2 separate regions of the Mus musculus genome follow, and region 2 is linked to region 1. Evidence: chromatin loops called from intact Hi-C (ENCODE). Cell type or tissue: left cerebral cortex. All regions are shown on one strand. Links, peaks and the distances in the headings refer to the core of each region. The heading gives the core; the rest is flanking DNA. Region 1 holds the start of Scn3a (sodium channel, voltage-gated, type III, alpha). Region 2 holds the start of LOC115489595 (a small nuclear RNA gene).

Region 1 (16,478 bases), core at 5,416-13,415:
AATTGCTGCTAAGATTTTTATCAAAGTTGTTTAATCAATCTTTTTATTTCTGTCATTTTAGAACAAATTTCCAATTTTATGTTATTTCCCTATGTCAGTAAGGATGCACATTTCAAACATGCAGTTACCTTTCATAAAACTCAATTTTATAATTACTCAGAGTAAAAGAAAATATCTTACATTTACTTAAAAATATGCCTGTGATGGTTTATATATGCTTGGCCCAGGGAGTGGCACTGTTGGGAGGTATGATCTTGTTGGAGTAGGTGTGGTCTTGAGGGTGTGGGCTTTAATACCCTTGTCCTAGCTACCTGGGAGTTAGTATTCTGCTAGCAGCCTTCAGATGAAGATGTAGAACTCTCAGCTCCTCCTACACCATGCCTTCCTGAGTGCTGCCATGCTTCTACCTTGATGATAATGGGCTGAACCTCTAAACCTGTAACATATCCCCAATTAATGTTGTCCTTATAAAAGTTGTCTTGGTCATGGTGTCTGTTCACAGCAGTAAAACCTTAACAAAGACAGAAGTTGGTACCAGGAGTAGGGTATTGCTGTGATAGGCCTAACCATGCTTTTGTTTAGAGGAATGTGGATTTTTGGGACTTTGGAAAGCAGTGGAATGCTTAAAGTTGGGCTTTATGGGCTACCCTATTAGGAATATGGAAGACTTTGTTACTGAGAATGATTTGAATTGTACAGACCTGCCCCAAGAGGTTTCATTGGAGAAATACAATATGTGACTTAGAGACTGTTTTTGTGGTATTTTGGTGAAGAATGTGGCTACATTTTGACCTTGTCTGAAGAGGCTATCTGAGTCTAAGCTAAAGAGATTTACATTCATTGCATTCACAAAGAAAGTCTCAAAAAAGCCAAGCAGATCTCTGATTGCAAGGCCATCCTGGGACAAAGCAGGTTCTAGGTGAAGGAAAACCTAAGTGCAGACATGGTGGTACATGCCTTTAATTCCAGAATTATAGGAGAAAGAGCCTTGCATATCTCTGAGTTCAAGGTCAATCTACAGAGCAAGTTCCAGGAAAGCCAAGCTTAGGCAGTGAGGAAGTTGGAAAACAGACAGCTGCTAATAGAATAAGTGGGACATGTTCCAGTCCCAGCAAGCAGTAGAACACGGCAGCTTCAGCCATGTGGCTCTGGCTTTCAAGTGAAAAATAGAAGGGATTACTGGGATAATTATGCTGGTTAGCTGTAGCTAAGAAATTAGTGCTGATTAAGAAGAGACCAGCATCACTGAGGTGAAATATACTGGGAAGTGTTTTCTGAGAGCACAAAGAAGCTGTGTTCCAGAGATAGCCAAGGTTGTACCTCATGCTCCAACTGTACTTGGCAATATATAAGAGTCACCCAGGTAGTACAAGTTTTGAAGACATAAATGGGTCATGAAGAGCAGCGGAAGCTTTCCACTGTGAGAGGCCATGGAATGCCATTGGTGAAGGTGTAGCCTCAGTTGTAGTTGACAGCCCAGGATTGAAGGGGTCATGCAAAGGATTTGAGGCTCGACACCATGAAGAGAGCCTATAAGAGGCTCTCACCTACTGGTGAAGCCTAGTTGCAATGGAAGACCCCAGTGTATTGAAGATTACAGTACCATGGGATGTTCACCAAGAATAGCAGTGGCAATGGAGTAGAACAACCTGAGCTTAGAAGTTGTAACATTGAAGCTGACTTGTAGAGCCATGATTTTCAAGATGCCAGAGCCATAGGATATATTCTGAGGAATGCTACTAATAGGGAGTGGACCCAGGCCAGGAAAAGAAGTTTGTTGTCGTCAATAAAGATGAAAAGGAATTTGGAGATCTAGAAAGTGCTTTGACAGCAGACATAGAGATGCAGAGTTTCAAGTCTGCTGAGCTCATATCCTATCTTGATTCAGAAATTACAGTTAAGTAATTGGATGGATCTTAGAAGAGACTTTGAATTTTGGACTTTTGACATGGTTGATACTGTTATAGACTATCGAGACTTTAAAAGTTGTACTAAATGTACTTTTTAAATTATGCTATGGTTATATATGATCCTCACAGACTCATGTATTTGAACAAGCCTATGGGGTCCAGAGAGTGGAATGCAATGGTTTGCATATGCTTGGCCCAGGGAGTGGCACTGTTGGGAGGTGTGGCCTTGTTGGAATAGGTGTGACCTTGTGGGTGTGGGCTTTAATACCCTCGTCCTAGCTACATGGGAGCCAGTATTCTGCTAGCAGCCTTTAGATGAAGATGTAGAACTCTCAGCTCCTCTTGCACCATTCCTGCCTGGGTGCTGCCATGCTCCCACCTTGATGATAATGGACTGAACCTCTGAACCTGTAAGCTAGCCCCAATTAATGTTCTCCTTATAAGAATTGCCTTGGTCATGGTGTCTGTTCATAGCAGTAAAACCCTAAGACAGTGCCCATGTTAAAAATTCTCTTTTTATCCCTTGAAAACAGGTTTTCATATTTGGTTGATTAAACTTGAGTAGGGCCTGCTGGTCATAGATACTTGGTTCATAGTAAGCTAAGGACTGAAAGATTTTCTGTGATGAGAAATTGGTCAGATTCAAAGAAAGAAGAACACAAAGATGTCTGTTGCACAATTATGCTGCCATAATAAAATAATCATATATCACTGAAAATAAAATGCTAGTATTTATTGGGGCAATGACTGTGCTGTGTTAAGTAGATTGCATACATTTGATTTTATTTAACCACCCCAAGTATATGAGCAAGGTGCCTAATATTGTCTTTACTTTAATGATACTAGAACTATATCTTCAAGAAGTCAAACATCTTGTTCATGATCATACACAAGCCGATTATGGATAAGATGCTGGTGTCTACTGAGATTTCATTGTTGATGAAAGAGTTGGGTAGAAGAGGTAGAATAGAGGGGGGATAACTAATTATTTATACCTTTGGCACTTGAGAAAGAGGGGAGATAAGCCTTGAAAATAGTATTTTGTGTGTTTTGTTACTCAATGAGGGTAGGGTATCAGAATTCACACAAAACAAGTTTCAATAATAAAAATTAATGTCATTTCTCACATGGGTAGGTTGTAGACTGAGCCTTAGCTCACGTTCACAGTCAGGATTAATGCCAAGACAGCAAACTCTCCAGGTTCTAGATTGCGTCTTCTGGTCACAGAGGAGAGGAAGTCCTTATCTTGAATTATATTGCTTCCTTCAAATAAAGATAACCACCTGATCAAGACAATTTATTAACCAAGAGAGGATAAGAAGAAACCAAAGGGTGGTAAACTAGGAAAATATGTACCACTCATAGCAAATATAAACCCCCAGATCTGGGTTAGACAACCAGCACCCACCTCTCTCACTATAATGTGAGCTTAGAAACTCTTCAGAGTTTCTTATATTGTAGTTGTTAAAGTTATCTTTGAAAATAAAAAAAATAAATAAAAATATACCTTTCATAGAATGACGCTTTAGCAAACTGTATATCCTCTGGGCTAAGAAGACCTGTGATTTGAGCCTTCTTTCCTGTCTTTCTGGTTTTAGACTGATTTTTCTGAGTTGGGAATCCAGCCCAGAACCTTACGCAAACATGTACCGAGTCACAGTCTTCTTTGAAACTAGTGAATATAAAACAAACAGTAAAAACACAAAGGAAGCTGACAATCATGAGGCAAGTCAACATTTGCAAGGACAAAACATAGAGCATACAGAATTAAAACCTTACTCCTCCTCCTAGTCACTTGATCATATATAGATTGGACATAGTTACTTACATACACTATATATTAGATGATGGAATGAAAGATCTTCTACCTGTATTATGTTATGTACTTTCTTGTTATTATTAGTAGTAGATGCTTAAGCCTTATGGAAAAAACAACAGTGTTTTTTTTTCCCCCTTAGCTTGGATGATCTGACAGTCTGACAGTGTTGTACTAACAAAGTGTGTGTAGGAAAAATGGAAAGGCCTGTTGCTTAGCCACAAAGCCCTAGAGTGGAGAGTGTGAGCCTATGGGTAAACAGATTACCTGGCAGCCCTTCCAGAGATCAGCAGAAGTGTACAGCTCCAGGTACCTGCCCTTGTCACATCTGTCTCTTTTTAATGAAACCCCACTCTAAGTCATGGGCCCTTGTAGGCACCTGAGAATATTTAGTCATTTGAATGGCTAACTCATTTCCACATCTAAGGTAGACAGATCTGTGAAACGCAGCAGTGAGGTTGATGTCTTACAGTAAATTACAGGTTGCCATGCATGACTGGTAGCAGTGCAATCTTGTCTAACTCAAGAAAAACAAGAATATCCTCGTTCTAGCTCATCCTTGGGCTGCAAAGCCTTGTTACTGTGTCCCGAAATGGGAGAGGCATGAAATACAAAGCCATGTAGGTGGCCTCATGGTGCTATCCCAGCACAGTACTTGTCATGTTCTAGGAAACTGTATGAAGCAATTTAAAGAGGAAATCGGCTGCAGTGTTTGTTCTCAAGGAACCCATAGTCTTGTGAAGTGTTGACGATGACAGGTGGAAAGAAAGTGGTCTCGAGGGTATAAAGAGAAGGCTATCTAAGTCATTTATGGGAAGAGCAACAGGATATCAAGTTCATTACCCTAGCTGAGTATTCTGGAGTAATTAGCAGTTGCCCAGGTGTTAGCTGGAAATTGTGATAATAACGGCAGTAAAGGAAAGTAATTTCAGAAGGGAAGGAATAGAGCCGCACAGGCAAAGTCATTCAAGATAACATTGCGATCAGGTAGCTGTATAGCCATAGTACAGAAGGCAAGCTACACTAGAGACCACACGGAAATTGAATATGTTCTACTGTGTTCCCATTTTATCATAAAAGTTAAAAATATATTAATTTTGTTTGTTTGTTTGTTTTTCGAGACAGGGTTTCTCTGTGTAGCCCCGGCTGTCCTGGAACTCACTCTGTAGACCAGGCTGGCCTCGAACTCAGAAATCTGCCTGCCTCTGCCTCCCAAGTGCTGGGAATAAAGGCATGCACCACCACTGCCTGGCAAAAATATATTAATCTTGCTGAACTAAAATATACCTAATTAATATATTATACCTGATTAGTAATTATGTCTGGACTCTTTGAGTTCATGATAACCATCTCATGGAGTAGGTATATTTTATTTACTTTTTTTTTTTTTTTGCGGGGCACTGTGTGGGTGTTGTATACATACTTAGCATTGATGAGTGCATGTGTGTACACAAGTACACACGCATATGTGTGCACATATATGCAGAGGTCAGAGGTCAGTGTTGGGTGTTTTCCCCTGCTTGTTCTATATTTTCAGCCTTTGAGACAGAATCTCTTCCTGAATCCAAAACTCATCAGTACAACTAGGCTGGCTGGCAGCTAATGAGCTTCAGGCATACCCATGTGTTCACACCCACAGAGTTGGGTTAGACATCTCATGCCTGGCTTCTTATGTGGGTTCTAAAGATATGAACTCAAGACCCCATGCTTGCTTGCAGGCGCTTCACTGTATGAGCCCTCTCCTCAGTCCCTCTAGCAAGCAGATTTTGCACGAACAAATACCAAGGGTTTTAAACCAATTCTACCACCATGTAATATTTGGTTTTTCTAACTGAAAGTTGTGAAACTCATCTATACTCCCTAATTTTTAAAGACACTTCACAGAATGCAGGTGTTATAACCAAGAAAGTGTTTTGCTGTCTTTCCAGAAGAGGATCGCTTGCTCCTCTCAATCATTACACGTTAGACATTAGGCAACGGGCTACCTGAGCTCTCCATATGTATGCTAGAATCCTACAACATAAAGTTGACTCCAGAGCTGCAAAACCATGAGCACCAAGACTTAAGTTTGCCTGGGCTTATTTCCCACAAATGAAAATATGTGGGAAGCAACTTTATCTTCAAGGTAACAAGACAGAGGAACTGAATGAAGAAGAGTTCCAGGGCACATTCACAATGGCCAAAGGCATCATCAAGTATGCAACAGAAAGAGGGAGTGGCGGAGGGATAAAGAAGTATAGTGGATATGAAGATGCACCGTTAATGTACTTGGCATTTCACATTTATCCCTGAAATGACATCAATATGAGTGAGCTGTGTAGGCTAAAGCAAAAGCATAATGAGTTCCAGTCTATCTGGATAACAGAGCAACATGCAGCTCTAGAAAACCTTACATGAATAGACCTATAAATGTGGGACTTCAAGTAAAAGAGACACGTACACAGTCTCATTCATCTCTCCTCTCTAGAGGTGACAACAATCAAACCATCAGTGTGTGGGTGACCAGAAACAGTCCTCATCATGACCTTTCTCGACCATGCTTGGTGTCTCAGCATGAGACAAAACGCTGTTCTTTACTTCTGCCGTTGTAATCCATTTAGCCCTCTTCTAAATTTAATAACGAAATCCCCGTGTTTTGTTTATATGTGCCAACCTTCTTCCTCCTCAGCTGTGTATTTCTGAAAAACATCTTGGCACCATCTTGGCACCTGAATTCCTGTCCTTCGTCTGTGTTGCTATGACAGGTCAAGGACACCCGGCCATTCTTTCACCATTCTTCCTGTTGGTGAATGCTTAGGTGGCTTCCCATGTGTTTAGTTTGTAGCCATGCAGTCATGAGCGTTCTTGTCTGTACACATAGTCCTACCACATACTGGCCAGTAGCACCACTTGCTCTTAAGGGACATTTGCGTTCAGCTAGAGCTAATTTCACACTGTTAAAAAAAAAAAATCCTGTAGTCCTTTCAGAGTCTATGGGCACTAAAACAAAATATCATATGGCTAAGAAGCACTTAGAAATCAGCATCAACCAAAAGTAAAGCTCTTACACATTGTTCTTGCAGAGCTCGAGGATGCAGAAACCTAAGGACGGGGAGATGAATCCCAAGGAGTTAGCTGGAGGCTGTGGATTTCCTCTGCTCAGAACCCCTCTGATTTGCCCAGGACGCATTTACCAAGTGTGATGGTTAACCTTGGTTGTGTTCTTTTCTGGATCTGGAATAAACTAAAAGGGTGAGAGTTTAGCTGAAGAGTTATAACATTAGGGTACTGAGAATCTTCAAAGTTTTATTGAGTTGGTCTATGATTTGACTTTATAGGTGTCGATGGGGGGGGGGCTATATACCTTTGTAATCAAAATGGCAGGCGGGCTTCTATGAACATTTCAGAAATCGTTGACAATTCTGTCCTGATTCCAGATACTATCCACCTAATGATGTTTATGACCCTCAAATCAGCAATGCATGTAGCAACTTTAAATATTAAACGTTTGAACACAACACAATCCACGGGTTACTAAATTGGTACCTGCTGAAGAATGGCAGTAGGGAAATATTGAAGTTTTTGTTCTCAATAATTAGGTTTCTTATGCTTTTATAAGAGCAGAACACTCTGTATATACAGTCAAATCACTGCAGTTCATAGCAGAGATTAGCCTCATACCAGGGCTGAGGTGACTCAGGCAGTATTCTTTACCACTGCGGCATGATGGCATGGGCAGTGTACATGCTGTGCACACAGAAGACGGTGGTGAAGTTTCAGGATGCCAGGTCGGGGAGCACTACCAGAAACTCCTGGAGTCGGTTATATACTGGGCTTGGATTTGTATTTTGTCATGGTGTGTAGTCATAAACCTGTTATGATTGACAGGTTTTTAACAAACACCAATTGTCACCAATTATCCACAGGTAGGTCTGAGCCACCAAGTACGGCGAATTGTTATAGTGGACGAGGTAGCCGATCACTTAGATGTAAGACAGAATGATTTGAGAGGAAAACCTATGGATCCAGGTTATTGTGGCATGAGAGATCCAAGTAGGATTATCTGAACATGAGGAAGAGAAGAAGTTAGAGCATTCTAAGATGCCAGATATTGTGCCTCGCTGGGCTAATAACCACAGTGCTTGACCTCAGGTGTGCTGAAAATGGTGGGGAACAGATGGGTACTTGGGGTAGAGAACATCTTCTGTCAGCCCAGACAAGTGCTAGAAAGAGTTCACTCACGTTTTACCTTCTTTCCCAAGGGCAGGAACAAGTCATGAGGGTTTGTGACTTGGTCGGCAGAGCTGAAAACACACTGGGTAAACAATGGCCATAAACGTGGGCAGCTGTCTTAATAAGCATGACACAGGTGATCGGGCCCATGGGTCAGTGTGGACAGGTGACATCTGTGAGTCGGGGGAGGATTCTAGACAGGTCTGGACATCTACTTACAGAATAGCTCAGGACCATATTCTGCTTTCTCCATATGCATGTTTCCTGGAGCTTACCCCTCTATGATACAGGAAGGTACCTCAGGAAACCATACACTGGTTTAACATAAACTTGAAATTGTACAGAAAAGCCTTGGGTGACCCAGTTCATCTGGATCTAAACTCCCTCTGAAAACATCTCATAATAGTATCTGCCTCAGAGGAGAGCCCTGGTCTTGTGAATCCCAGACTAAAGGACTTAAGGAAATCATCCCCAGAGACAAATGTTGATAGGCTTGAGTGCATCTCGTTTCTACCATCAGGCAAAATGGGGACTATAATTTAAAAATAAAGTAAGTATTTCTTGAACACACGTCTAAAACAATGATGTCCGAATTTCCAGTGTTCGTTATGAGTAAACTTCTTCCTGATAGACAATTATGGTCTAGCCTTGTCTTCAAGGCTGATAGATTGTCAACATGTAAATGTATGTGTGTTGCATCAATATGTACTGTCAAAGAAACAAGCTTCTTTTGACCACAAGATTTTTTTTGGGGGGGGGGGGTGTATGTATGACAGCAGGAACAGCTGAAATCCACCTTGAAGAAGGTAAGCCAAGGCTATCTGAAGTAGTTGGTTGGGAAATGATCTGCTCTTCAGGCACTAGGACCTCCTTTAAAATCTCCAGCCCTAGCCTAGGCAACATAGGAGAGCTGGTCCCAAGGGTTCCAGAGCAGCGAGCCTTGACGGTATGGGCCCTGGAGAGCCGGTGGGCTGACCACCTCAGCTACCACCCAGGCCCAGATCCCGTGCTTTGAATTGACCCACTCGAGCATCTACCCTACCTATGAACAGCTGAAGCAGGACTGGGTGGTCCTGCAGATCCAAGCTGCAGGATCGCCACCTTATAGGGCAACGACAGGATATCTGAGCGGAGTCCCGGTGAGGATCCAGGATTGATGGAGTAGCAGAAGCCAGAGGCCTCGAACCAGACCAATGACTCACTGCAATGACACACCTCAGCTTCCAAGGTGAGAGATCTTCTTTCTTTCTTTCTTTCTTTCTTTCTTTCTTTCTTTCTTTCTTTCTTTCTTTCTTTCTTTTTCTTTCTTTCTTTCTTTCTTTCTTTCTCTCTCTGTCTCTCTGTCTCTCTGTCTCTCTCTCTCTCTCTCTCTGTCTCTCTCTCTCTCTTTCTTTCTTTTGGGAGATGTTGCAGGGGCAGAAGGCTGATACAAAGGGATGGGGAGATGAGTAGGATTGGGGCTAATGATGTGAAATTCACAAAGAATCAATAAGAATTTTTTTAAAAAATCCTCACCGTCCAAGACCAGGCCTGCTACGGTGCTGATTCTACCCCAGCAGTGGGGACAGAGGCGGGGAGTTTGCTGCTTCAGTCTAATTCCATGTTTAATGAGATAATTTTTCTCTAAATGTGAAAAGTAAAACCAAAAACTGCTGTTAAGAGCCCCCTCAACTCACAAAAGTCATTTTCCCTTTGACTACGTGATTCTGTTTCAATGTCGCAAGCATTTGCTGCCCTAATGTCTCAAAGGCTGAGCTAGAGGTAGATCACGGAAGACCCCTGAGGTCAACCCCCACCTACGCTGCCCCTTCATGAGCACATACACACCCCCTAAAGGAGCACATATATATGCCACACACACCTAAAAAATAATAAATAAATAAATAAATAAATAAATAAATAAATAAATAAATAAGGTATTCAGATCAGAGGTTGTCTTCAAAACCAAAACAAAAGAAAGAAATAAAAAATATGAAAAGTTTACATCTGCATATATGTTGTACTATTTTCTAAGAAACCAGATTTTTCACCTTGTGTGGAGGGGGACCTCATCTTGGAAGAGCAGACTTAGAGAAGATTTTATGAAAACCTGTGATTCCTAATCAAACAACTAGAAAATTAAAAAGTAAATACATAAAGAGGCGTGAAAGGTTAACTGTGCACACTCGTGTGGTAGCTAGGTTACCCCCCACCACCCCCCCCCCCCGCCTCCATCATCTCTCTGCTGTCACCGTGGGGCCCTTACATGATTCATAATGTTTCCATACAGGTTTGCCTCCTGCCTTCCGAAGAGATGGAGAATAATAGGAGTGTTTTGTCGTTTGCGCAATGGCGTGTGTCTGCCAGTAGATGGCAGTAACACGTTGAATGCTGCCAGCTTTTTCTTTTTCTTTCTTTTTTTTTTTTTTTTTTCCTTCCAGGGCCGTTTTCTGATATATGTTGGGTATCATAGAGTGAATCTCAGAACAGGAAGCGGAGGCATAAGCAGAAAGGATTCTGGAAAGGTCTCTTTGTTTTCATATCCACAGAGAAAGCAAGAAAAAAAAATTGAATGTAATTTGCAAATCCCTGTGGCCCAAATCTGAAGAACTACTGGGGGTGGCACGTTCCATTCTAACCATCTTGGATGCTGTCCTTTGTTGAGCTGTGATTCCTAAGGCTCTCCATCAGGTAAGCTGACAAAACATTTAATTATTTGCACCGTAGAATCTAGCCACCAGATCATCTTCTCATTTTAAAATCCTCCCCGTGCTGCCATTTTTAAAAGCCTAATGTTTAGATGTAAATTATAAGAACTAAAGGTATCATTTGATTTGTAAACTGCTTACTATTATTCCTTTATCTTTCAAAGGAAACAGCCTCTGTCTGGAAATGGTGACTTACAATACAGACTAGGAATTAAGGAGTGTGTGTCTGTGAAAGAAACAGATGTTTGGGGTTCATTGTATAGAGAGAACATCTGTTTTGTTAGACTTAATGTCAACCCACTAGATTTCAGGACGACACCGCCTATTCGGCATCTTTAAATCATTAAATGCTCAGTGAGATTGGAGCTACCTTTTCTGTGCTTTATTTTTTTTTTAAATTCAATTTAATTTTATTTACTTAGAAGCTCTGGAGAAGCCATATACAGACAGTGATATCAATATATAAGGGTGTTTGGCTATTTAGACATTCTTATTTTTCTTAGAAATTTATCAGCATAGAGGGAAAGAGACCACCCAGAGTAACATTAAAATACATTTGATTTGGTAAAAGTGAAATGATCCATGAATTCCTGTATGTCCCATACCCTCCTGTTTTGTTACCTTTTAACAGCCAGAAGCTTGAGAGCTGGGTAGGTTTCTTTCCTTCCTGGAACATTTCATGGTTGGTTTTTATTATCAGTACTATTACTACCAATCACCAGGAAAACTCACTTGAGACCAAATGAGAATAATTTACATTGTGTAGAGTCTGTGCCTGTCACTGAAATGTTTTACACCACACTCATAATGTTCCATTCAGTGATCACACTGCTACATTAGCAGAAGACCTACAGGCAGTAGTGGAAAGACAAGTTTTTAAGATTACAAAGCTCTCTCTCTCTCTCTCTCTCTCTCTCTCTCTCTCTCTCTCTCTCTCTCTCATGTGTGAGTGTGTGTGTGTGTGTGAGTGTGTGTGAGTGTGTGTGTGTGTGTGTGTGTGTGTGTGTGTGTGTGTGTGTGTGTGTGTGCAATAGGTAGTGTAATGTCTCTTGTGAGGACAAAGATGAAGCCATTAGTGTTTGTGAGGAGAATCTGCATGGAAATATTACATCTAATCTATTCTGAGCAGTGTGTCCTGCAAGAAATACAGACCCGTGATATCAACCCAGGCTTTGGTCGGTACTAAACAAAGGGCCTTAAAACAAACAAACAAACAAAAAAATACCTTGGGGTACCTGAAGTATATTTTCTCATCATGTTGGCGAACAAACCAAGCAATCTCACTCAGTAAATGACATCGGGAGGCAATACACTCCCCCTTAAAACATTTCAAAATAGTGTCTGCCTCAGCAGAAAGCCCTTGTCTCACATATTTCAGAGCTCCGACTGACTATAGGATGTAAAGAAAAATGTTTTCTTGGAAAGGGTTTTCAGAAATAAATGCTAATTGGCTCAGATGTATTGTACAGTACCCGCCACGCCTGCAGGTGATTGAAAGTGAGTAACTTCGTGCTTTGTAAATGCCAGAGCTGGTTGATTGGACTAGTTTGCATTTATGAATGGATATTTATATTTGGACCCTGGATGCTACCTGTTTGATTGTGTTTTTAAAGTTGCCGTGCCTCCTTAGCTGCTCATCTGGCTTGGATGCTCACTTCTCCTGGTTGCTTGTCTTGCTTATTCTTCTACACATATGGTCGTAGTGGGAAAAGCTGATGTGCACACACAACTCCACCTTGCAAAACATGCCCTTTGAACTCATCAGAAATGAAATGTTCCTATTACAAGCCATCTAAAGCTAATGAGAGTATTTCACTCTTTATAAAAAATGCAGAGATTCATTTGTAAGGCACACATTACTTTTATTTTTTTTTTTAAGGTAGAGCTTAACTCTGAGCTGGAAATGGGGACATGGTTCAGGTTCTGCCACTTGTGAGCTTTGTAGGCTCCAAAAGGACAGCAGCTACCACAGAAGTAGTTGAGAAGTCAAGTCAAAGCCAGATTCTAATTCCTTCCACTTATTGCTGTTGATTTCTGAGTTCAGCTCTATGAGGGGCATCCCTGGATCTCCTAACTCCAGTTTGACAATGAGTGTTTCACTGGGCATGAGGGTAGAGAAGTGGAGACATTTTGGCGGTCTTTGGCCAGTTCCTTCTTTGCTAGAAACAGCAAGCAGTGGATGGAAAACTGGGGACGAGCTTAGCAGCTTCACTGTTTTCTAACAAATAACTCAAGTTCTGTAGCCTCTAGCACACTGTCCATAGAGCAATGATGTGCCTACTTGGAAAACTGTGGAAATAAAATAGTTTCTGTTCAGGGCTTAGTGACTGTCGCCTTCCTCTCTTATTTGCCACCCCAGCACCCAAGAAAGGAACAGGTAGCATTGCTGTTATTAGTGCCAGTGATGAATACCTTCTGCCACAACGGGGAAGGTGGAGAGGGAGGAAACCAAGAGGGGATTTGAACTGTGGTTAAATGTTATCTTGGTTAAGTGTTATCTTGGAAGAGGGCTTTGGCTGAACATCAGCAAGACCAATGTGTTACCCATGACAATGTCAGTTAGTGGATGCAGGCCCTTTCTGGTGAGTTCGTGGAACTTCTAGATGTTTCTCCCTGTCCATTGGTGTTATTTCAGACTGCACTGTGCTTGTTTGTATGTTTCATTTTTTTTTTCCTTTTAGCAAAATCAAGTGATGATAAACCAAGAGCATTATCATCACTTCATCTTACCTTAAGAGGACTTGCATTTCAGACAAAAGGCCTCTGGGAGGATTCACAGAGGCAAATCTATGTTTTGTGAGGGATCACAATTTTTTTTTTTAAAGTAACTTCTATAATACTATGATAATCAGATCACGGCACCTAAGCCTAAGAAATGTCTTAGCTCTGACTGAGACCCAAACTCTCTGGGCCTAAATCCTGTTAAGGTCACAGTTATATGTGGGAAGGCAAAATGTGCCTGATGAAATTGTTGACATGCTACGAAGGCCCCACTTCTCCCTAAAGACTCTCTAAGTGCAGCTTGGTGCTTCTGACAGCTGTGTGCTACCAGGATCTCTGTGAGCTAGAGCCTGGGTGACCTTTCAGCACCCCAGGCCTCCTAATCCCTTCCTTCAACCACCCTGGGCCTCTTTAAACTGACTCCAGTAACAGGGCTGTCAGCTCCATCTTCATGGCCACCAGGATGACTTAATGGACTCAGGATAGCATAGAGAGGACGGCCGAGAGCAGGAAAGGCTGAGCAACTGCAGGGTAACATGTCTCAGCAGGACAGGCTCTGAGCCTGGAATCTGTTGCCAGTCATTTCTCTTGGCTCCAGCTTCCTCCAAGTTCCTGTGAGTCGTTAATTGCAGGGTGAAGTTTATCAGAAACCATCTGTAAGTGCAAGTAAGTAATGTCTTTTTTTTTTTCCAACAAAAAATGAGCATAGAATGAGATGGTGACATTTCTTGCCTTCAGGGGCTACACACATCCCTATTTCTTGTTATCCTTCCTGTACAGAAACTTGGTGGACTTACTTTGTGGCAATGTCTCGCTTGTCTTGGAAAATCTATTATTCATTTCTGTACTTCTCTAACTGGATGCTTTATTCATCTTACAGAGAAGGAGGATCAGTTGCTCACCTGCTCTTGAAATATAATTAAAATCAGAAACAATTAATTTAGGAACTTTTAGGTTCTATGATGATAACTTCAATTCGCTTGTTTTTTACCTTCATTTGAGTATTGCCCCATGAACAATTTTCACATCCAACTGGTATGCAACGCAGAATCCAAATTCCTATAATTTTAATGTCTAGAAATTTTGGAAAGGAAAAGTGTCGGACCTGCTGCTATTGCATCCTGCACCTCTATTTGATCTGGAGGCAACTTCCATCACTCAGCTTCACCTGACATGTGTTTTGCCTTGTGGGTAAAGTTAGCACATTCTTTGGTTGCCCTTTACTGTGATGTAACCAATGGTAGCCACCAAATTCAGGGCAAAATAATACTGGTTTTCACTCTATTAACTGTGGGACGATGATAAAAGTTCTCTTACTTGCAAAGCAAAGAAACGCTATGTTATACGAACTGCCACATCCACTATGGCTCTCTAGGTCCCTAAAGTTTGAATTTCTATCTGAATACATAATTAGTCTCAGTAGAATTTTCCACAGTTAACTTAGAAATTTAATTTAATTTTACCTATTCAACTGGGCACGTTAAGTTTCAATGCGACAACTATTGATACATAGCTTTCTTAGGTTCCCATGTCTGTTATTTGAAATTCTGGATTTGAAATGGAAGAAACATATAGAAAGAAAACTTTGCCTAATATATATGAATGAAAAACAGTTACAAGGAAAATATCCAAATGAGTAGAGAGAAACACAGAAGTCGTCTATATGGGCGTTTTCAAGGATTTCCAAAGTTCAACAATTCCTTTAAATGTCTCTGTGATTTCTGTAACAATTGAATTAGAGTTTCATTCTGTCTGAGATTACACACAGGAAGTTCTCCATGTGATCACGCGCCATGCGCGAGCAATGTAGGAGAAATGATGGTCCCTACATTATTAAAGAGTGATTTAATATTGTTTTAGTCAGTGGGTGACTTCAAAGATGAAAAGTCACTCTTTAAATAACTTTGGCCATTTTCTGCCGAGAAGTTCTCTTTGGGGAATTTTAATCTCCCAGTAGTCAGAATATACTTTATTCTTGAGTTGTGCAGAACATTTTGTACTTCTGCTTTTCCAGGAGTTGGAGTAATTCATTAAATCACAACTCTTATTACTTACAGCATTGTGACTGACACGATCTTGTAAAAGGCTTAACAGTATACAGGTTGCAGGCTTAAGCCTCAGTTTAATCTAGTCACTTGTTTGTTAGTTTGTCTGTCTTCCACATGTCTTTGTGAGACATTACTTTTATGAGATTTCCTCTCTGTAACTGAAGTTGTTCCAGAGTATCCTACGAATCTTCTTTTTATTGGAACTATGGTGGGAATGGCCTTAAAAAGTGAAGACAAAGGAAAGGAACCCAAACTTCTGTGCAGAGAATGCAAGTCTGAGGAATGAGTGAAGATTTGCATGTGGAGACTAAAGAGCCAAGAAGTTCATTCCAAGCCATTCTAAAACAAGAGAGCACCATGTCCTCTCCAGGAGCATGGAGGATGGAGTCATTTCTCTGAAAAGCTAAAAACTCCAGAGTTTTTCTTTTTTTAATTAGATATTTTCTTCATTTACACCCCCCCCCCCCGCCCTGCTCCCCTACCCACTCACTCCCATTTCTTGGCCCTGCTGTTCTCCTGTACTGGGGCATATAAAGTTTGCAAGACCAAGGGGCCTCTCTTCCCAATGATGACCGACTAGGCCATCTTCTGCTACATATGCAGCTAGAGACCCGAGCTCTGGGGGTACTGGTTAGTTCATATTGTTGTTCCACCTATAGGGTTGCAGACCCCTTTAGCTCCTTGGGTACTTTCTCTAGCTCCTCCATTGGGGGCCCTGTGTTCCATCCAAAGATGACTGTGAGCATCCACTTCTGTGTTTGCCAGGCACTGGCATAGCCTCACAGGAGACAGCTATATCAGGGTCCTTTCAGCAAAATCTTGCTGGCATATGCAATAGTGTCTGCATTTGGTGGCTGATTATGGGATGGACCCCCAGGTGGGGTAGTCTCTGGATGGTCCATCCTTTCGTCTTAGCTCCAAACTTTGTCTCTGCAACTCCTTCCATGGATATTTTATTCCCTGTTCTAGGGAGGAATGAAGTATCCACGCATTGATCTTCCCTCTTGATTTTCTTGTGTTTTGGAAGTTGTATCTTGGGTATTCTAGGTTTCTGGGCTAATATCCACTTATCAGTGAGTGCATA
Region 2 (16,478 bases), core at 4,578-12,577, 420 kb after region 1:
ATTATGAAGGCCAGAGCTCTGTCTTCTTGCTGCCTTGGATTTGGTTTACATTGTCAGCTCTTGGAATGGCACCACCCAAATAAGGGTGGGTCTTCCTCCCTCAGGTGAACCTTTCCAGAAACACTTTCACAAGCCTACCCATAAGTCTGTCTCTTACATGAGACAAACATCAAATGATTTTAAATGTATCCATGTTAATTGTGAATATTAACTGGTTACAAGTCTATCTCTTGTCAACTTGATAATCAAACAGTTTTTAAGCCATAATCCCAAATTTATAGTCTTCAAAGTCTCATGGCCATCTCATAAAACAAAAGGCCTTTGTTTCATGTGTAAGAATCCCAAATTATTAACAGTTCTAGCATTGTTCAAATGTCCAAGTGTCGTATGAGACCCAAAGTAAATTAACTGTGAGGTCTTGTAAAATAAGTTTTAAAAATTACATTATTGTTTCTTCCAGTATACAGAGGGACAGTGTAGATATACACATTCCAAAGAGGAGAAATAGAGGCAAAAGAAGGGAGACCAAGCAGGGAAAACATCTGTCTTATCCAATTGATTTGTGTTTCTACTAGTTGGTACCTTCCATAGATGGGGTCTTACTCTTAGGACATTTTTCCTGTTACCCACTACAGAGTACAAGATTTATCTTTCTGGCACTAATTAGTCCTCAGCTTCATATCCAGGTTATGAGCCCTCTCACTATAGTAGACTTGCCAGACCAGGTCTTTCAGTTCTGCTATCTGTGGTATCCATAGCTTCTAACATAGACAGTCTCTGCTCCATGCCTGCAGCTTTCTTAGTGGACATCTAGTGGTACTAACCTTTTCAACATACTGGCTTCTTCACTGCAACTGGACATTATCTTCATGTGTCGTGGAGCAGTATTTCAAAGTAGGGAGCCCAACTTTGCTTGGCCTAAGTGGCTTTATGACAACTATGATATAAACTACCATGATCCTAGAAGTTCTGCATTTTTTTTTTTACATACTTATAAAACCAGTACCTTGTGCATGATGTGCCCAACATGATCTGCTGACAACCCAAGAAATAATCTGAACTCCTCTTCCATAGCTGCACTGGCTTCGGTGTTTTGTGGGACTGAAACCTAGGAAAATAACTTCTCCTGAGTAAATATTTATAAGCAGGGAATCCCTTCAACAGGGAAGACTTGTCTGTGGCATTTTTAATTCAAGATCTCTCTTGTCAATTAATTTACATTTCTAAAAGTAGGTACCTTCCATAGATGGGGTCTTGCCTCAGGACATCTTTCCTGTTACCCGCTAAAGAGTATAAGATATATCTTTCTGTCACTAATTAATCTCTTTGCTGCTATCTCATCAGTCACAATCTTGTCTGTACCTTTCACCATACTCAAGTTCCTTTCTGTGTGCTAAACTGCACACTTTTACATTTCTGCTGTGAATCTCACAGAAACCTCAATAAAGAGCGCAGGCAAACACTAGGCCACAGTCCGAATGTTTTTGCCTTTAAGTTTGCTCTGCTGAACAACTCAGTCCATTACTTTTAGACTCACTCAGGTTTTTATAATGCAGCCAGACTCGCTGCCAGAACATAACATGAATGGCCTCTAACCCAGTTCCTGATAGAGTCCTGTTCATCTCAGAACCCTCTGGAGAGCCTGACCTTTACTGCCTGTGTTTCTGAAGGCATTCTGGTCTTCTGAAGTCCTGAATGGCCCATTCAGTTCTGCTCATAGCATATTTGGGCTTCTCTAGCCTACAGCTCCAAAGCCTTCCATATTCCTTCTACATAGCAGTTTTACAGGTCCGTGAACCACAAGGCTAGGAAAGTTACTTTGTGTTTTTTTTTTTAAATTATTATTATTTTATTTTTCCATTACAACAAAGTGTTTGACAAAAGCAATGAAGAATGTATTTGGGCTCCTAATTTTCCAGCGTAGTCCGTCATGGTGAGGAAGTCACGATAATTAGGATTCCAGGGCTCTCCCTTTCTTCTTTCTATGCCATCTGGGCCCTAGCCTTCCGGAAAGTGGTGCCTACATTCAGGGTGGATCTTTCCTGCCTCAGTTAAACTCGTCTGAAAATGCCTACTGGGTAACAGTCGTGTCTGAGTGTGTGTCTTACAGACAGTGAGGGAGTTCATTGTTCAATGCTAGGAGCAGTACCAAACACAGCCACTTACAGCTTTCTTGCTTCTTTTCTGGTATCGTAAATTCAGAGTGGTGATCTGGTGAGCAGGGAATGATAGGAAAAAAAAAATAGCTGGATTTAAAGATTTGGTTGAAAACACTGCATCAATTCAAAGAAGAAAGAAGCTCTGTGTGCATGTTTGGGGCCAGAGGGAGTAAGCTAGACAGTAAAGGATAGATAAGGTTTATCTGGATGGAGAAGTAGGGTACACTAAACTGGAAAGAAATCAGGAAAGACTCAGAGACCACTGTGAGGTGTACAGTACAACAGTCCATCTTGAGACATTGTTCATAAGTTATCTCATCAAAGAAGAGATGATATTCTTACTTCAGTAGGACTGAACACACTGAACTGGATGAAGGCCAATAGGGAGTCTCTTTACCTTGCCTTTTTTGTTTAAGAATATGATAATTATACACAGAGAGCTCTGGGTCTCATAAGGCCATTTTCATACAGATGCACAGTGCCCTTCTCGCTTCACCCCCATGTCCTTTATTTGCCTCCTGTCTCCCTCTCCTGTTACTCATCTTCATTCACATAGTTTCTTTCTACCTTTAGGTAATACACATAGTACCTATATAAAGTCAAGGCTCCACAAATGAGTGAAAATGCACACGATTTGTCTTTCTGAGCCAGAATTCACTTACTGTCATAATCCTCGGTTGCATCCGTTTTATTGCAGGTGATATAATTGTATGCTACAGCTGAATCATATGCCGTTCTGTGTGTATAGACCCGTGTCCTTTATGCATCCTTGTTGATGGACTCCTAAGATGATTCCACAGTGTGGCTGTTGTAAATAGTGGGGCAGTGAACATCCTTTAACAAGGATGCTATGGTATCCTGACTTAAATACCCTTTCAGTGAAGAGCGGAGAGGCACAGCTGGGTCATACAGTCCATTGGTTGTGATTTAACCCACAACAGTCATGCAGATTTCCAAAGTGGTTTGACCAGTTTACTGTCATACTTAACTGTTTGTAAGGGCTCCTTTTTCTGTAAATCTCAACAGTGTTAGTTGTTTGGTTTTTTTTTGTTGTTGTTGTTGTTTTCTTAATGTCCATTGTTCTGATTAGGACGAGCTGAGATCACAGTGCTATTTTAGGTTCTTTCTCTAAGGGCTAGTGATGAATATATTTCATGTATTTATTGGCCATTTATATTTCATGTCTTTCAGTTTAATAAATTAAAAGTTTCCTGATGTGAAAGTCATAAAAACTTAAGGTTTTTCATTTGTTTGTTTTGTTGTTGTTGTTTAGTTGTTTTTCTTTAATAAAACTAGGTGATACTGGAAAGCATCTTTTTTATTTTCTGAATTTTCTTCTTCTCGTAGCAGGAAAACAAAAGGGAAGGCGCCTCTTCCTCCGGCCGAGACGAAGGGCACTGATGTCTCTTCTGCTGAAGACCCTGTAGAATCTACTGCTGTCGTCACAGAGCAACAAGACAATATGATAGATAAAGATATTGAGCTCTCAGTGGTCCTGCCGGGAGATATCCTCAAGTCTACTACTGTTCATGGCAGGTATGCTGCAGCGGCTAAAACACCAGCACCCCACGCTCTTCTGCCACCATTGAAACCACTGTGACCGACGTCGTCATTTATCTTCCTTTGACACAATATACCTGTTGATTTTGAGTTATTCTCTGTTTTTTAAAGAAGGGCGAAAAGAGTAGTAGGCCTTCTCTATCAGTGGGTCAGTCTCAAGCTTGTGTATTCTACTGATCCAACTCAATGATTAAGATTTGGAATTTTTTTTACCTATTTCGTTATTTGTTGGTAGGTGAAAAGAGCCAGTCCTACTATCTCATGTGTCAGTCCAGGTTCCAGAGCCAGTGTCTGCAGCACAGTTCTTCCTTCTGTCCTTACCAATTTGTTCTTTCTGCTTCAGGCTGCTGCTGGGATGTAAGAGTTAGTTAAAAAGTAGCATTTTCTTTTTTATCCAAACAAATAGATTTATATGCAACATTAGGGATTTTTTTTTTAAGTTCACTCATTTAATCCCATAAAATAAAATCCTGGCTGCGTTGAGCAGAAATAGAAAGTCAATCGTGAGCTGGCAGGGAAGGAAGGTGTGATTTAGGAGATTAACAGTTTTAAATATCTGAAAGGTGGGGAAATGAAACAAAGCCACTTGTAATTTTCCCTTCCATCCTGAGGTAGAGAGTGGCATGGACCGTATACCTGACCTCACTGTGCACTTTTCTGCCTTCCCCACTGTGTTGTGATCCAGTGGCTTGTGTTAGAAGTAGAGATTGCTTGACCTTACTATGGGATGCTGGGCATGTGTAGCAAAAGAAGGAAACAGTGTGTTACTGCATTACACCTCTATGGCTTTCCATAAAACTCTCACTCGGGATTATGATAATTTCAAATTCATCACAATCATATTGTCTTACCTAGGGTTTCATTGCTGTGACCAGACACCGTGACCAAGGCAACTCTTATAAGGACAACACTTAATTGGGGCTGGCTTACAGGTTCAATGGTTCAGTCCATTGTCATCAAGATGGGAACATGGTGGCATCCAGGCAGGCATGGCGCAGGCAGAGCTGAGAGTTCTACATCTTCATCTGAAGGCTGCTAACAGAATAGTGGCTTTCAGAAAGCTAGGACAAGGGTATTAAAGCCCACATCTACAAGGTTACCCCCTACTCCAACAAGGCCATGGCTCCCAATAGTGCCACTCCCTGGGCCAACCATATATGAACTATCACACATATGTAACTCTAAATATTATAAAGACTGATGAAAATATAATGAATGCAGCCTTAGGAAATTCTTCTAAGAATTCCAGCTTATAGTCTTAAGTCTCAGTAAGTTACATTGTTTCCATTTGTTTTTGTAGTTAAAGTAGTTTCAGGATTTCTTCACTGAGCCCTATTGATGAGGTTTTTGCACTTGTCATGAATCGTGGTAGCCTTCCACCTGTGCCTGCCTCATCTGGGGGAGGAAGCAGAAGACTATGATCCTCAAACCAGGACTCTTAACATCGTAGCCCTCACATGAAACACTCAAATCAGTAGTCTGTCACACACTGAAGTAAAACGGTGAAAGGGATTGATGTAGCTGAGGCCTCAAAGCTGACTCCCAGCTGTTCAGTTTCCCTGGCTTTTCTCTAAGGCTTGTTTGTAGGTAAGGCTGGTTTCATCACTGGCCACCCCCTTCTTTAGATGTCCCAGTAAGCTCACTGGATTGTGGTCTTTTCTGTTTGGGATCAGCTGTTATCCTAGCAGCTTGGCCTCGGATTTGAACCCTGGTCTTCTTATGAGGCCTGCCCATTCACAAGTCTCAGGCTTCCTCCTTGCCACCTTTACTCTGAATAGCTACATCCTGAGTCCTCCGTCCTGAGAGCTTGGGGCTATCTCATCACAGTGAACTGCCCTTGGCTGAGACCTTGACCTTCGTCTTCCTTTAGTAGTCTTTGAATCAGGGTTTCCACCTTCTGTTTCTCGGCTGGATTTGTTCCTCCTCTCTTAGTCTGACTTTGACTGGATTTCATGCCCCGTTGTATTCCTCGAGTCCACATTTTCTTTGGCTCTGGGTTTTCTTCATCTATCACTTAAAGGTTCTGAATCATTTTTGCTACAAGCATTCTTGCCAGGTCCAGAGGCCTGAAGAACTTTCCATACCTTTGTCTTCTAGCTCTTTGGCTTCTCCATTCCTCAGTCCTGGGTAATTTTCCATCAATCAACCTTTGTGTATGTCCCAGCCCAGCTATTGTTGGTTGCATTGCGGCATTTGCTTATCTATGGAAAAGGTTTGTGCCTGAATTGTTAGGATTAAATAACACATTGTATATTGCTAGGGTTACATGAAATACTATCACTGCTTGGCACATATATTGGCTCTAGTGTTTACAGATGGGGAGGGATATTGGGGTTCAAGGCCATCGAGCTCTGTATCACAGAGTCAGACTCCTCCCCGCCTCCCAAGTTCTTTTCTATAGGGAAATGATCACTGTCACCTGGCCCCTGGCCCTTTGTTGCTGGACACACAGATTGCTTGACTTAAGGTCATCTCAGTTTATGCAGCTATTGCGATTGAACACTGAATTAAGGAAGTCCAGACTACCATGTGAAGATTGGTATATGTTAATCTCTCCTCTGACATTAAGTAGGCTTTTCCTTCCCTGCCGTCTTTGATGTATCTTAAGCTTTGCCATGTGACTCTTCATTCTTCTACAGATCCTTTAAAAAAAAAAAAAAAGACCTCAGTACCTTTATAAACACCACCCCCAGCATTCTACAGGACTTCCATCTGCTCTTACTCCAGGAAGCTTATGCAGCTCCAATGGCACTTCATCCGAAAGCTTCCTGACATCCCTAGACTCACCTGCATCCTCTCACTTCCACACTCTCGGTTCTTTATGCAGTAGGATAGTTTTCCCATGGTGTTGTTCCATGCTATGCTTTCTATATGTTTGTCTTTAAAAAACAAAACAAAACCCACCACCAACAAAACAAAGATGTATTTCTGTCTTTAACCTCGTGTGCACACACACACACACACACACACACACACACACATTTGAGTGCAGGTACATGCAGAGGCCAGAAGAAGGTCTACGATCCACTGGAGCGGGGGTTACAGGCCATTGTGAGCCACCTGAATTGAGTTCTGGGAATCAAACTTGGGTCCTCTGGAAGAACAGTCTTAACTGCTGAGCCATTCTTTCCAGGTAGAGATCAAAGCAGGAGGGCCCTGAAAGGAAGTGTCTCTAATTTAATTTTTTTTTTAAAAAAGTTGAAGGCTCAAGTTTTATGAGTTAGAAATTACTTGCTAGCAGGTTTTCATGTAGCAGCTTGCTTTTAATAGCTTTGTCACCCAGGAGCTGACTGTGTGTGGTCATTTTTATGAGCCTTTCAGTTAGAGGATTAATGAGTATTCTAACTGTTGATGACGTAGAGTGTGCTTTGGAGTGTCTTTGTATGATTCTGTGATATTTTTGAAAGACCTTGCTATGTATTTCAGAGTGTAGTGTGGGCTTCTCCAAGAGTAATTTGGGGGTACTACAGGAGTGTGGTGTGAGGAGTCCTTAAGGGTGTGATTAAAGCTGTCTTAACAAGTCCAGCTACTGATGAGCCATTGTTCTAAAAGTTGTTAATAAGCCCAAAAAACACAAATAGTAAAATATATTGTATTTATTAAAAGTGTGAACTAATGGAAAAATTACAGTATAACATTTTTGTAATTGTAAAAGGGAAAAAGATCCTACAGATTAATACAAGAATTCTGTGTAGGACTGAGAAAGTTAGTTTTAAATAAGCTGAAGTACAAGAGTGAGTTTTAGACAAATCAAAAACTCTGAGGGGTCTGTCTCTAGATTCTTTTTTGAGAATATCTTTTCTGAATTTGTCTAAATTATACTTGAATATTATTTTTAACCATTTATTTCTAACATTTTAAAAATTTATTTATTTTAGCTTATATGTATGAGTGTTTTGCTCACAGGTATATCTTAGTTCCATATACATGCCTGGTGCCTTTGGAGGTCAGGAAAGATTGTCCATAAGTCCTCTAGAACTGGAGTTGTGCACCGTTGTGAGCTGCTGCATGGGTACTGGGAATAAAGCCCTGGGCCTCTGCAAGAGCAACAAGTGTTCTTAACTGCTTATCCATCTTCTAGCCAGCAAACGTATTTTGATGGCATGATTGCCCATGCATTTGGTGCAGAAAACATTATTGGCATCAGAACGTAATACGTATGAAGAGTATATTTGTGCTTTACTTTTCAAAAGAATTTCTCTCCTAAAGTATACCTACCCTATCTGCGGGAAGATGTTTCAAGATCTCTTGTCACATTTCTGATACAAGAGTATGTCTGAAATGTTCCCTTCATGAACATGGGCATGTATAACTTTACCTGCAGAAGAATGCCTTTGTGTGTCCACTGGTTTTCCCTAGAGCTTATTCTGGTTTGGAACACAGTGACGTTGGGGCAGTAATCAATGATGCTAAGGGGAGAGCAAAGACACATTATCCTGACTTAGCATGGCAGCTTTAGTGAATACCGGAGTTTAGTGATGCCATGTCCATCTGTCTCTGCTATCTTCTCCCCTTGCTTATGTTGATGGTAGCTGTAGTCTGATTGAAAACTCTAGCCATTTCTGTCTGCAATAAAATAGCTTGGATGATGGAAGGAAGGAGGAACTAGAATATTTGTCTATAACATGTAGTGTGTGTGTGTGCACGCATGTGTGTTTGCGTGTGCATGCACTTGGGTGTATGCGCCTATGTGCAGGTATCCCACCGAGTTGCTCTTTTCACTGTTGCTGTCCTTAACTGCTCAAGTGAGCATGGGAGGCTGCTGCACTCAGGGATGAGATACCCTGGTGCTTGGGGAAAGTTCCTTTTTTGTTTTTGAGACAGTGTTTCAGTCTGTAAAACAAACTGATCTCTGCTCACATTCCTCCTGCAGCTGCCTCCCAGGAGAAAGTTCTATATCTTTAACCAAAATGTCCAGTTTGGGAGATTGATGAACGTTTCCCATTGAGGATGTGGCTGGGGGTGGGGGTGGGGTGGGGGGGCATCCTATGCTGTACTAGCAACCCTCTTCTTCAACAGGGAGGAAGGAAAGGCCACCGTGTATAACAAGCCTGGAGACAGCCCTTCATTATACAAGTAGACATTTGTTTTGATATGATTGAATCTTCGGATACCATGCCTGCCAACAAAGGCAACATTGCCCTTAAGTAGAAACCCCAGCATGAAAATTACACTTTGCTTCATAGCTTAGTGTGTGACCTCAAGGTTTTTGTGTTAAATAACCCAGAGATATTTCATATAAAACCTGTGGCCCTATTCCCTTGGTCAGTGCCACTAAGAGCAGTTCAGACTGGTACAGGGCGGATCAGCAGCCAACCCAGGAGTATTTACATGGAGTAGAGTGCCACCTATTGGAAGTGAGTAGACTAAGAAAAGTGACAGGCTACACCATTGTGAGTCAGTTTTTGTTAAAATGCGTATGGATCAGAATTAAAAACTTCACATTATAGTTGTACTTATTAAAAACTGCTAAATAGAGCCATGTTTGTCGCCAGTACTTGGGAGTCAGATGTTGGGGGATCAGAAGTTTGTAGGGGAATCAAAGTCACCTTCAGAGAAATAGCAAGTTTGTGGTCAACAGTTAACGAGACCCTGTCACCAAAGGACAAGCAAAACAACAACAAAGCAACCACCCAAACAAAAAACAGATGTTTTTCCAGGCTGGTTTGGTCAGTGTCTGAGTTAGGGTTTCCATTTTCACCGTAAAACACCATGACCAACAAAACGGCATAGGGAGGAACGGGTTTGTTTGACCTACAGTTCCGTATTACTGCTCATCATGAAAGGAAATCAGGACAGGAACTCAAGCTGGACAGGGACCTGGAGGCAGGAGCTGATGCAGGGGCCATGGAAGAGTACTACTGACTGGCTTGCTTCTCAAGGATGGCTTAGCCTGATTTCTTATAGAACCCCATAGAACTTCTACCATATGCTCAGGGATGACACCACCCACTACGAGCTGGGCCCTCCACCATCAGTCACTAATTAAGAAGATATCCTACAGGTTTACTGTACATCTTAACCTTTTATTGATTTTTTTGTTTTACCTCATGCATCCAAATCAGCTTGTCTCCTTGTCTCTATGTATCTGCTATCTGTCCTAGAATCCCCCCAAAACAAAACAAAACAAAAAAATAAAATACAAAGCATAAAAAAAAAAAATCTCATTGTGGATGTTGTAGTGTGTCATGGTGTGTCCCATAGCATTCCCTTTTGTCTATACATCTTTACCACTAGGTTCATTGCAATGAGTCTGGTTCAAGACCTCTGGCTTCTAATATAGCATCAATACTGGATCCTCCCAGGGACTCCTCAGATAACCTGTTGTTATGGAGATACTGCAGCTTTGGATCTGTGGGGCTGGCCCTTTCCTCTGCCCCAGTGGCTCATAGATGAGGAGGATGAGTGGGCCTGCAGCTGGGTCTTACCAAGGTATTTCCTTAATCAAGGCTCCCTCTTTTGACATGACGTTAGCTTGTTTCAACTTGACATAAAACCAGACAGCACAGTCAGAAACCCACTCCCTATTTGGTCCTTTTAATTCTTTACCATGGAGTGACTATAAATTCTGAGCTATAAATTCCCATAATGGAAGCTGAGTTAGTTGTCTTTGTAGGAGTCTTCACCAAAGACCAGCCTTGGCTTGGAGAGGGGTTCTGAGGAGGCAATATTTGAGAGCAGTGAAACAAACAACTCAAACCTAAATGGCAGGTGACAGCTGACAGCCAGCCTTGTAGTCTGCTCAAGAGGGCTCCCTAGACAGCTCTCTTACATAGCTCTGGGCTCTGTAGTTCCTCCAAATAAGTTTCTGCTCAAGACAGCTCTATGTAGAGATGGCTCTCTCATGCTAGAAAAAAAAAGTTCTAAAATCTCTCTGGATAGCTCAAGAATTTTCCCATAAAAGTCAGAAAAGCTGCTATAAAAATTCTTGGATATTTTAGGAATAATTCTAAAAGAGCTATGTTAGCTCTCTAAGTAATTCTTGGGATTTCTGACCAAGGTCAAAAATCCTCTTAGAAAAATTCTGAAAGAGGTACTCTAAATGAGCTATGTTTGCTCTTCATGGATTTTCGGACCAAAACCAGAAATACTGTTAGAAAACATTCTTAAAAAGCTGTGTTTACTCTCCAGAGATCTCTAAAACAGCTCAGCTCTCGAAAGAGAAAATTCTAAAAAAGAAAAAAAAAAAAACCCAAAACTATCACTCACTTGCTGGTTCATCTTATGCAGACCAACAGCCCAGTCTTTTATGTATATATCAGTTCAGTCACTTACTCCAGGTTCCCACTTGATCAGCCCATGAATCAGTATCCCATGACCATAGCCTCTTAAGAATCTTGGGAAAAGGACCACAAGCAATTTTTTTTTTTTACATTGCAAAAACATTCAGGAATCTGCCTGACTTTGTTAAGCAGAGACAATGAGGCAGCTTGATGGGACCCCGCCCTGAACTTACCATTCCTACCACCCCTGGCCCTGGCCCTAAACTCTCTCTGTCCCAGGCTGACCCTGAACTCAGGAATCTGCCTGCCCTTGTAATAAGCACGAACAAAAACTCGGGTGGCATTTTGCTAGTATCCTTCTGACAAGCTGGCTCATAGTCCATCTCCCCCTGTTCTTGTGGATCTATGAAGCTCCTTATACAATTCATATTTCATCCTTCTATATCGCATAGTTGAGAAATTATATAGTTTTGAACTCCTGCTTTTAGAGTTCTTTCCCACAGCCTTAAAGGGCTGTCCTGAAAGTTTTACCATTCTTGCTAAGGACATGAATACACACCCGACTCCTGGACTCACTGTTTCTAACTATCATGGAGTCATTAACATTGGCAGAGAGAACATTCTCTAATAACCTTGGCAGGGAGAGTACTTCCCCAAGGAGGAACATGAATTTAAAAAAAAATACGTATTTTATACATACAACCCTTATATCCACAGCAACCATCCACACTTGTGGAAGCCTGCTGGCTATGTTTCAGGGGCAGCAACCATGTCATGCTGCCCCTTATATGGCCAAGCAGGACTCACTCCCTCACTCCATTAGTTTCTAACTAAGGCCTCCTGTGTCTCCTTTTCTACTATCGAGCTCTGATTTCCTTTATAGACACGATTCCTAATTCTACTGATAGTGACTGCTTTATGACATTTTCTCCCCGTCTTTGAAGAAAAAGCATATGATTTCCTCTGAGAATCAATGTCGTATTTATAGGGCTTTTTATCTGAGAAAAGCTCTCAAAAGACCTGCTCTGCTCTGTCTCTTGGAGATTGAAAGTTCAGTCGGGCTGATAATGAAGACAAACCATATCACAACTCTGTGGGAGTGGGGAGGGTGGGTGTGGTTGGTATATTTTCTGAGTATATTCTTTTTTGTTGTTTAATTGTTTTTTTGTTTGTTTGTGTTTTGGTGTGGTGGCTTATTTAGATGCATGTGTTGCTGTTGCAACAGGATCTTTGTCTGTAGCCCAGGTTGGCTCTGAATTCCTAATCCTCCTGCTTCAGCTTCTCTAGGTCTGGAATGCACTTGGCAGCTGGAATAGATTTCTTCTTATATGGAAGGGTTTTTCATTTCTTAAATAAAGGTCATTATTTCTAACTTGTTCTGGAAATAGCATTTAAAGTAAATGATGGAGTAGACCACCGTATAAAATGATGGTTTTCCAGGAGAAAACTCTGTTTACTCCTTGTCTATTTTTAATATTTGATATGAAATCATTTCACAGTGTTCAAGTGTTAGCTATCTTCACATCTTGCTGCTTAGTGTTTGTCTCCTGCAGAACATCCGAAAGCACGTTATTAAGTGGCTAGGGAGCATATGCACTGAACTGCCATGGCCTCACTGATGTGCGCAGTGGTCTCTTCCCCCACTTATCACCACAGCACTGTGAGTTCTGATTTATCGCATTGCCAGGTTGCAACATTACTTGCAGACATTTATACAATGATTTCCTGGAAGGAATACTTAAAATTTTTTAAAGCAGCTAATTAAAAAATGTCTTCAAAAAAACTCTCTTTGACATGAAGAAATCCCTAGTAAAGCATTCTCAAATCCAGGATGAAATGTCTTCTCCATGTTGGATGCAGAAAAGTGTTCAGTGTTCCATTTCTGAGTTCCTTTGGTTCGGGAAGAGTTCGCACAGCACAGATCTTACTCAGTTGTTGGCAAGGCAGAGAAACAACACAACTTGGATTTGAGGATTTGTTGAAATTGCATAAGATACATTGTTAGAGACTAGGGCAGATTAGAAAAAGCACACATAAGAAGAATCTTACTTGTTCTTTAGGTGTAAGGCAGTGTATCAGTTCACTTATTGTTGGGTGTTCCCGTTTTCTAGGGTGTTCCTGTAAGTGCCCTTTATCCCTGAGTCATTACTTTTGCTCTCAGCTGCCCCAGATTGAATAAAAAATTACCTAGGCACCCTGTGGGCAAGTGGCCTTGTTTAAGCATGTGCAGGCTTGGAAATCCACCTATGTCATTTTTAGACTGTTCGTGAAGCCCTTTACTGCATTGTGGCCTGAATCTTTTGATATCCAGCTGGATCTTTGAAACACAGAAATAGAAGCTCTAGCCATCCATTATCAAAACCAGGTTAAGATTACTACTACTCTGTGTCCCAGATACAGCAAGGGTCTCAGAGGATTTAGGAAAGATTTGATGAAGCCTTTGATCTGTGTGATAAAACTATGTCATAAAGCAGCTATCCTGTTCTAAACAGTCGTTTCACCACTATGGACACTACTTTGAGTCATGAGGATGCTAAATATAGAATCAGACAAATCCTAATCCAAATGATTACTATGGGTGGTAAATATACTATGATTTCTTAAACCTCATTTGTTTCATTTGTAAAGTCACGGAGTAGGAATAGCTTTCATGGTAGATCTGAGCTCATATGCAATGATAGAAAGGAATTAAATATAAAAGGTGATTTTTTTGGTTGTTGTTTATGAAAAGTTGGAAATCTCACAGGGATTTCTTTATGTCAAAGAGAGTTTTTTTGAAGACATTTTTTTAATTAGCTGCTTTTAAAAAATTTAAGTATTCCTTCCAGGAAATCATTGTATAAATGTCTGCAAGTAATGTTGCAACCTGGTAATGCGATAAATCAGAACTCACAGTGCTGTGGTGACAAGTGGGGGAAGAGACCACTGCGCACATCAGTGAGGCCATGGCAGTTCAGTGCATATGCTCCCTAGCCACTTAATAACGTGCTTTGGGGTGTTCTTTCTACAGGAGGATGGCTCTTTCCCTGGCAGTAGTAATTATGGCCAGACCTGCTCCCTAACTGTTATCAGTCCTGTCATATGAGGACAATTATTCTTAAGCCAAGATTGTTGTCTTTGGCAAAAGTGCTTTGGCATTCAGGTGGATAATCCTCATCTATATTTAAGGGCTGACTTCATTTTCTGTGGGAGCAGTGTGTATGATTGCCCACAGCGCCTGCTTCAGAGTTGGAGTCCTGCCATTTAGTGTTGCGGCTCCTTTGTGACAGGGCTACATTGTGATTCCCATCTTTCTGGTTGAGGGAAACTCTGCAGTGGTTTAGCGTCAAACACTGAACCTTCTCTTATATATTTTAACCATTTAAACTGGTCTGAAGCTACATTTGTAAAAGATAATAGCCTCCTTTACTGTTAATGGCACAGCTGTATATAAAACAAGGTCACTACACAAATTTGTTAAAGTTTTCAATTCATATTTTTTTCCTAGAATATGTAACTCTCCCTTCTTATACCAGCCAGTGCACACAGATCTCAATGGTGTTATGTGGTGTGTGTGTGTGTGTGTATCTGTGGTGTGTATGTATGTATGTATGTATGTATGTATGTTTGTGTGTACTGTGTGTGTATCTGTGGTGTGTATGTGTATGTATGAGTGTGTGTGTGTGTGTGTGTGTGTGTGTGTGCGTGTGCGTGTGTGTGTGTGTGTGCTCTATGTGAGTATCTGTGGTGTGTGCATGTATGAGTGTTTGTGTGTGTGTGTGTGTGTGTTAACAGAGCTATTCAAATGGTGTTGTCCAGAAGGAAATAAGCACCGACTAGTTGTCACATATTAGCACAGCCTTCTTTCATTGCTTCCACTCACTTCCTGGGAAGAAAACTGCTAAGCTGGGGTCTTGCCAGAGAGTTGTTTACATATAGCTTATACATGGATTGTAGATAAGGTCTGGGCGGAATTGGCCAGAGCCCCTCTCAGAGTTCCAAAGGGATATATAGTCCCCTTAGTGACTTTATGTAAATTCTCAATTTTCTCATCCCCCACCCCCTTACTCTTTCTCTTTCTCTCCCTGCTCAATAGTTAATCCAGGCCTCCACACTGCCAACATTTGAGGTGTATGATAAGCTTCCCACATAAATTTTTGCTATAGCCTTCTAACTGTTCTTACAAGCTTTTAAATCTTACTCTATAAAATCTCAGGTCTTTCCCCAAGAAAGTTTTAGAAATACTATAGGATTACTGTTTTTTACATACTCTGCATCCAGCGCCTCAGAGCCTTGGCATTCCAGGGAGAACTGACAAGTGAACTTCTCCCAGATAACTGGTTCTCTCCGAGTCTGTTTTAAGGCCATTTTCCAATTAAGACATTTCCTCACACTCTCTCCACTCCAGCATTTACAGATGGGAGTCTGTATATTCTTTTTGTTTAGTAAATCTTGAAATCCAGGCTTTGCAAAATGAAGCCTGAAGTCACTCATTGACTTAGACACTCGTTGTGTGATAGAACGCTGCTTGCACCAGGGAAAGAGGAAGAAAGAGTGCCATTACAAACGTAGCTCTTGTGAGATGGGGAAGTGTAAGGCCCTGGGTTCAGCACACAGCTTGGGGGGCGGGGGTGTGGGGGGGTGGAGGTTGCACAGGTACTGCAATGATCTGAGTATGAAGCCAAGCTGAGCATAGCGGGTAGTTTGAAGATAAAGGTAAAGTGACATCTCCCCTTAGGTTCACATGGGGACAACTGGGCCTTCAGCTTTCCTACAGGAGACTTGTCTCTCTCTCAAAACTACATCACGGACCTGGGGCCACAGTGAGATCACACGGTGGTAGGCTGAGGCGCGGCATTAAGCAGGTGTGCTGAACTTGATATGGAACAGTGAACTGTGAGTTTCCTGGCCTCGTTTTCCTGTCAAGCTCCTGAAAGCTAATAGCTAGGTTCAAGTTGAACTACTAGAAAATCATTTTTACTGGCATTTACATTTTCCCCCAAAGAGGAGGGTGGCTGGTCACAGATTTCCCTACAGTGAAGTCTCTGGTGCCCCATCTCCGCCCATGAAATAAAAACCAGGACTTCTGTGTGTTGTTTTAATGTCTTTGTGTTAAGTGGGAATGTTTTAGGATCACCAGGCATTGGAGGAAAATGTGATACAAAAGGTTTTTTAAATTCACTTTCCTAAAGGACAGGCCATTAAGAAAGACAAGAGCACTGTGTTCTGATGAAAGCTTAGTTGTGTGTTGACAGTTGGTACCCATGGAAAGAGAAGCTCCAAACTGAGAAGTACCCTGAATGCCAAGCTGGCTATGCAGGAATACTATTCAAGTTTTTTCCTGTATAAAGATTAGTCCTGCATTTTCCTGTTGGTCTTTCTTTGATATTATATCAAACACTTACTTCCAATACACAAGGGCCCATAAACTTTTTGTATCAAAGGCCACATAAAAGTCTTAGGCGTTGTAAGCCATATAATCCTACCTACCACTGTAACAAAAAGAAAAAAGCAGCCTGAGACATTGTAGAAACAATAGGCAGGATACACCCTAAAG

Evidence for each region. Peaks named below come from ENCODE experiments on the same cell type or tissue, not always from the same donor. Only the 100,000 strongest peaks of a DNase experiment are listed, where the experiment ranks them.
Region 2: it touches region 1 in a loop (2.5-fold over the local background); 22 of 42 quality-filtered maps call a loop at or near these places.

The regions. Positions count from the first base shown.
Region 1 is chr2:65,561,396-65,577,873 of GRCm38, reverse strand. Scn3a (sodium channel, voltage-gated, type III, alpha) reads left to right here and starts at 10,382. Exons shown (of 27, transcript NM_001355167.1): 1 at 10,382-10,608. It overlaps Gm34833 (a long non-coding RNA gene), which reads right to left. Exons shown (of 6, transcript XR_003953838.1): 3 at 6,774-6,949; 4 at 3,418-3,582; 5 at 3,038-3,173. In left cerebral cortex, for the core only: CTCF peaks have their summits at 10,282 (motif pointing right), 11,913 and 12,116; DNase peaks (open chromatin) are centred at 10,518, 11,343, 11,898, 12,052 and 1 more place; H3K4me3 peaks cover 2,171 bases; H3K27ac peaks cover 1,184 bases.
Region 2 is chr2:65,138,196-65,154,673 of GRCm38, reverse strand. It overlaps Cobll1 (Cobl-like 1), which reads left to right. Exons shown (of 14, transcript NM_177025.6): 2 at 3,507-3,695. It overlaps LOC115489595 (a small nuclear RNA gene), which reads right to left and starts at 10,760; the gene lies at 10,702-10,760. In left cerebral cortex, for the core only: a CTCF peak has its summit at 9,066 (motif pointing left); a DNase peak (open chromatin) is centred at 9,030.